Linked DNA regions of Homo sapiens: region 1 is linked to region 2. Evidence: chromatin loops called from intact Hi-C (ENCODE). Cell type or tissue: Calu3. All regions are shown on one strand. Region 1 overlaps SERPINC1 (serpin family C member 1). Region 2 overlaps DARS2 (aspartyl-tRNA synthetase 2, mitochondrial).

Region 1 (2,500 bases), 73 kb after region 2:
TGAGACCAGTACCAATGTATACAAAAATGACTGAAGGGCCCAGAGAAGGCAGTATTATGTGTCTTCAGAGTTTTTAAATCTACAATTTCTTTCAAAGAGTGAAGACTTGGGTTAACTCACCCCAGAGCCCTGAGCAAAGGTGATGAAGTTCCATGGAAATTGACCACTAGAATAGAAGGAACCCTCCTAAGACCCACAGACTTTAGTGTCCAAGTTTCAAATAAGCACCGTATACCATCTTGAAGGGACTCATGCCTCCCTATTGATGAACTCTGCTTCCAAAGTGTGATCCAACTTGAAGAAAGACTGTCATGCAGCCAAGCCAAGGACAGATTAAAGATCTAGTGTTTCCATCCATGACTTGTCATAGCCCCAGAGGCCAACAGTGATCAATCAATCTATGACATTTCATCTTATCATGCCCTACTTCCCTCCCACAAAAGGCAGTGGGGGGAAGGGGGTGGGAACTAAGTCACTGAGCTGAAATGATCCATACTTCCCAGAGCCAGAAAACACTCTCACGTCCTTGAGGCTTCTCTTGGCTTTCCTGGGCCCCTGGTCTCAATATACCATCCTAGGCCCCGTGCAGTGGCTCATGCTTGTAATCCCAGCACTTTGGGAAGCCAAGTCAGGCCGATCCCTTGAAGTCAAGAGTTTGAGGCCAGGCGCGGTGGCTTACGCCTGTAATCACAGCACTTTGGGAGGCCAAGGCAGGTGGATCACGAGGTCAGGAGTTCAAGACTAGCCTGGCCAACATGGTGAAACCCCATCTCTACTAAGAAGAAAAAAAATTAGCCAGGCATGGTGCCGGGGGCCTGTAATCCCAGCTACTCGGGAGGCTGAGGCTGAGAATTGCTTGAACCCGGGAGGTAGAGGTTGCAGTGAGCTGAGATCGTGCCACTGCGCTCCAGCCTGGATGACAGAGCGAGACTCCGTCTCAAAAAAAAAAAAAAAAAAGTTTGAGACCAGTCTGGCCACGTGGTGAAACCCCATCTCTACTAAAAATATAGAAATTAGCTGGGCGTGATGGCGTGTGCCTGTAATCCCATCTACTCAGGAGGCTGAGGTGGGAGAATTGCTTGAACCTGGGAGGCAGAGTTTGGAGTGAGCCGAGACTGCACCACTGCACTCCAGCCTGGGCAATAGAGCGAGATTCCATCTCAAAAAAAAAAAAATACTATCCTAGAATTTTTTTCCACGAGAGCCTATATGCCTGATGTCACCATATGGTAAAGCTACTCTTCTTCCACCAGAGGAGGGACTGGCACTACACATTGCCTGGCACAGAGGAAGTGCTGAATGAATAAATAAATAAATGATCAAATTAATGAGTAAACATATAGATGAAAGAATTACTGAAAAGAAGTTGAGAGAAGATACAAGCCTTCCCCCATTTTAAGGTGCTCAAAAGAGGAAACCAGGATTTAAAAAGTAGATAGCCAAGATTCCTTGGCTAATTTTTTAAAAAATGATTTTCAAAGGGAATTATAACACAGTGATGTTCAAAGGGAATCGTAATGCATAATGAGCGCCCCTAGTGGCCTGCAGTGTTGGTTGAGGAATCATTGGACTTGGGCCTATGGAAGCCCCAAAGGTGCTCCTAACAAGGTGGCTGGGCAGAAGACCTTTGGTCGTACCTCCATCAGTTGCTGGAGGGTGTCATTACAGGCACCCAGCTTGGTCATAGCAAAAGCCGTGGAGATACTCAGGGGTGACAGGAAAATGTTATCATTGTCATTCTTGGAATCTGCCAGGTGCTGATAGAAAGTGGTAGCAAAGCGGGAATTGGCCTTGGACAGTTCCCAGACACGCCGGTTGGTGGCCTCCGGGATCTTCTGTTCTGAGCCCTCATCCTCAGTTGCCTTCTTCTCCGGGGAGCGGTAAATGCACATGGGATTCATGGGAATGTCCCGCGGCTTGGCTGTGCAGATGTCCACAGGGCTCCCGTGACAGGTCACGCAGTCCCAGAAGCCAATGAGCAGCAAGGACAAAAGATAAACCTTCCTGCAAGGAGACAAAATGCCAAGTTAAGCTAGGCTGCAACCCCTAGCCCCACTGCCCACCACAGGGTTGCCCCAGTAAAGCAGAGGATTCCAGCCCACCTGGTGTGGCCAAGAGAAAGGCTAAATCCTTTGAACCAAGTACAGGGGCCCGGGACAGGTTCAGTCCTAGACTTCTTGCCAGGGGACAGTTCAGTTGCCTGGACGTGGTCATGTTGGAATTAGAATCATCTGATGGTTATTTGGAGTATTATGTGCTCAATTCCCCACGCTGGGAGAAAAAAGAATGAGAAGCTTCCTGTTTGTGACATGGAATGTGCATGCCTAAAAAATCGGCTTTAGTGCCCAGTGAAGAGTCAGGGTGGTAGGGGGAGCCATCTACAGAAACTGTTTGGGGAAGGACTCTGATAGATGCAGCAGAGAGATTTCAGCAACACAAGAGAAGTAAGAAGAAATGGATGGAGCAAAGGCAATATCTGGCCGGGTGCGGTGGCTCACGC
Region 2 (2,500 bases):
CTGAGGTGCTGGCCACCTATGGAACTGATAAACCTGACACTCGCTTTGGAATGAAGGTACTTATCTTCACTTTTCTAGGACTCTGTCCCCAAATAATCCTGCAGTCTTTTTAAACCACTTTGAAATTGACAAGTGTTACACACTGTTAGATGATATTTTTGTTGTTACCTTGTTACCTTCGTTGTTACAGAGCTAGAGCAAGAGAGAATAATAGCATGTTAGCAATACAGTGCTTTCTATCTTTCATGTTCCAAGATCCATTTCCAAGAGCGAGATTCTTGCTATAAAGTTTTTATTACTTGCAAGTTATTGATTATATGGATATGAATGGTAACTTGAAAGAAAAAATAACTATTCTTTCCTTTTCAGTTTTTTTTTTAATCCAAGGAGTTACTAAGTTTCCTTGGTCCATAAAAAGCTCAAACATATGACAATGTTTATTCAAATTATTACTATCTGTAAGTATTTAAAGCAGGGGTAGAATTTATATAGAACAGTTTCATTACCAGGCCTCTACTTGTTTGCTCTTAAAGAGCAATATCCCTTGATCCCTGTAATGCTAGTGACATTTCTATATCTCAGTTCTCAGTGCACATTCTTTAGAAATTGGTCCTGCCTGGTCTGTGAATAGTCAGTGGTCAATTCTTAGAATGAAAAAAATACAATACACAAAAAGTCATAACTACCAACTTACAGCTGCCAACTCAACTACTTCTTGTTTCTTCGTTTGTAATATGGAATAGTGGTTCTTTTTTTGTATTTTTTTGAGACGTAGTCTCGCCCTGTTGCCCAGGCTGGAGTGCAGTGGTAAGATCTTGGCTCACTGCAACTTCGGCCTCCTGGGTTCAAGCGATTCTCCTGCCTCAGCCTCCCGAGTAGCTGGGATTACAGGCGCATACCACCACACCGGCTAATTTTTGTATTTTTAGTAGAGATGGAATTTTGCCATGTTGGCCAGGCTGACCTCCTGACCTCAGGTGATCTGCCCACCTCAGCCTCCCAAAGTTCTGAGATAATAGGCATGAGCCTCTGCGCCGAGCCTGGAATCTTAATCTGGTTCTTAAGTCAGACTGCTTGTGTTAAATTCTGGCTCTGCCACTTACTAGCTATGCCATCTTGGGCAAGTTCCTTATTTCTGTGTCTTGGTTTCATCTATGAAATAGGGATAATAAAGAGTGCTAACCTCATATGAAATGAATGAGTATATGTAAAACACTGGTCATATTGCTTAACCCATGGTAAACACTCTTTGAATGTATTCTATAAATGTTAAATTATCAAGATCTATTCTCTTCTTTAAAATCTTGTTTGTAAAATGTTTTCAGATAAAAATTACTTCATATTTAGTTATCTCTTTTTGTTACCCATTTTCCAGATTATAGATATCAGTGATGTGTTTAGAAACACAGAGATTGGATTTCTTCAAGATGCACTTAGTAAGCCCCATGGAACTGTGAAAGCCATATGTATCCCTGAAGGAGCAGTAAGTGAAGTACAGTTCTATGTTTCTCTAGAATGTATGCTTTGGAAGTAACTTTGTCCAATACTGTCATATTTAAACTTCAGAAAGAACAATTCTTTTTAAATAAAAATAGGGATTTTTGCTGGGCATGGTGGCTCACACCTGTAATCCTAGCACTTTGGGAGGCCGAGGCGTGTGGATCACTTGAGGTCAGGAGTTCAAGACCAGCCTGGCTAACATGGTGAAACCCCATCTCTACTAAAAAATACAAAAAATTAGTCAGGCGTGGTGGCATGTGCCTGTAATCCCAACTACTTGGGAGGCTGGGGCAGGAGAATCGCTTGAACCTGGGAGGCAGAGGTTGCAGTGAGCTGAGATCATACCATTGCACTCCAGCCTGGGCAATAAGAGCAAAACTGTGTTTGAAAAAAAAAAAAGTAGGTATTTTTATACAGAATCTAAAGTATTTCTAAAACCATAAGTAGAGAACAATAAAATTTTATGAATGTGAGTTTACATTCCAGATCCGGGGTGTTTTTCTTTTTTCTTTTTTTTCCCCCCTTTTAAACAATGCTATCAGCCAGGCATAGTAGCTCATACCTATAATGCCAACACTGTGGGAGGTCAAGGCAGGAGAATTGCTTAAGCTCAGGAGTTCGAGACCAGCCTGGGGAACATAGACCTCATCTCTACAAAAATTACCTGGCGTGGTGGCTCACACCTGTAGTCCCAGCTATTCTGGAGGTTGAGGTCCAAGGATCACTTGAGGCAAAGTGTTCAAGGCTGCAGTAAGCCATGATTGTGCCACGGCATTCTAACCTGGATAACATAGCAAGACCGTGTCTCAAAAATAAATACATAAATAAATGATGCTATGAAGTACTCCTGTACTTCATTGTGGATAATATGTGAGCATAAAATAATACGTAGTATTCTGTCTGCAGCCTCAGTTGTCTGTCTATCTCTTAGCCCTGTATCAGCACCAGCATGGCCATTGCATGTTGATTCTTTATCTTCTGAGAGTTCTCATCTCAGTTG

The links. Hi-C counts contacts between places; a loop is a spot of excess contacts. Peaks named below come from ENCODE experiments on the same cell type or tissue, not always from the same donor. Only the 100,000 strongest peaks of a DNase experiment are listed, where the experiment ranks them.
Region 1: it touches region 2 in a loop (10-fold over the local background); 1 of 110 quality-filtered maps calls a loop at or near these places.

What each region holds. Positions count from the first base shown.
Region 1 is chr1:173,912,916-173,915,415 of GRCh38, forward strand. SERPINC1 (serpin family C member 1) reads right to left here. Exons shown (of 7, transcript NM_000488.4): 2 at 1,638-2,004. Among named protein-coding and RNA genes, the nearest start is that of SERPINC1, 3.2 kb to the right of the region's middle. In Calu3, a CTCF peak has its summit at 1,562; a DNase peak (open chromatin) is centred at 1,546.
Region 2 is chr1:173,839,491-173,841,990 of GRCh38, forward strand. DARS2 (aspartyl-tRNA synthetase 2, mitochondrial) reads left to right here. Exons shown (of 17, transcript NM_018122.5): 10 at 1-56; 11 at 1,376-1,483. Among named protein-coding and RNA genes, the nearest start is that of CENPL, 16 kb to the left of the region's middle. In Calu3, no CTCF peak of the experiment used is centred here; no DNase peak of the experiment used is centred here.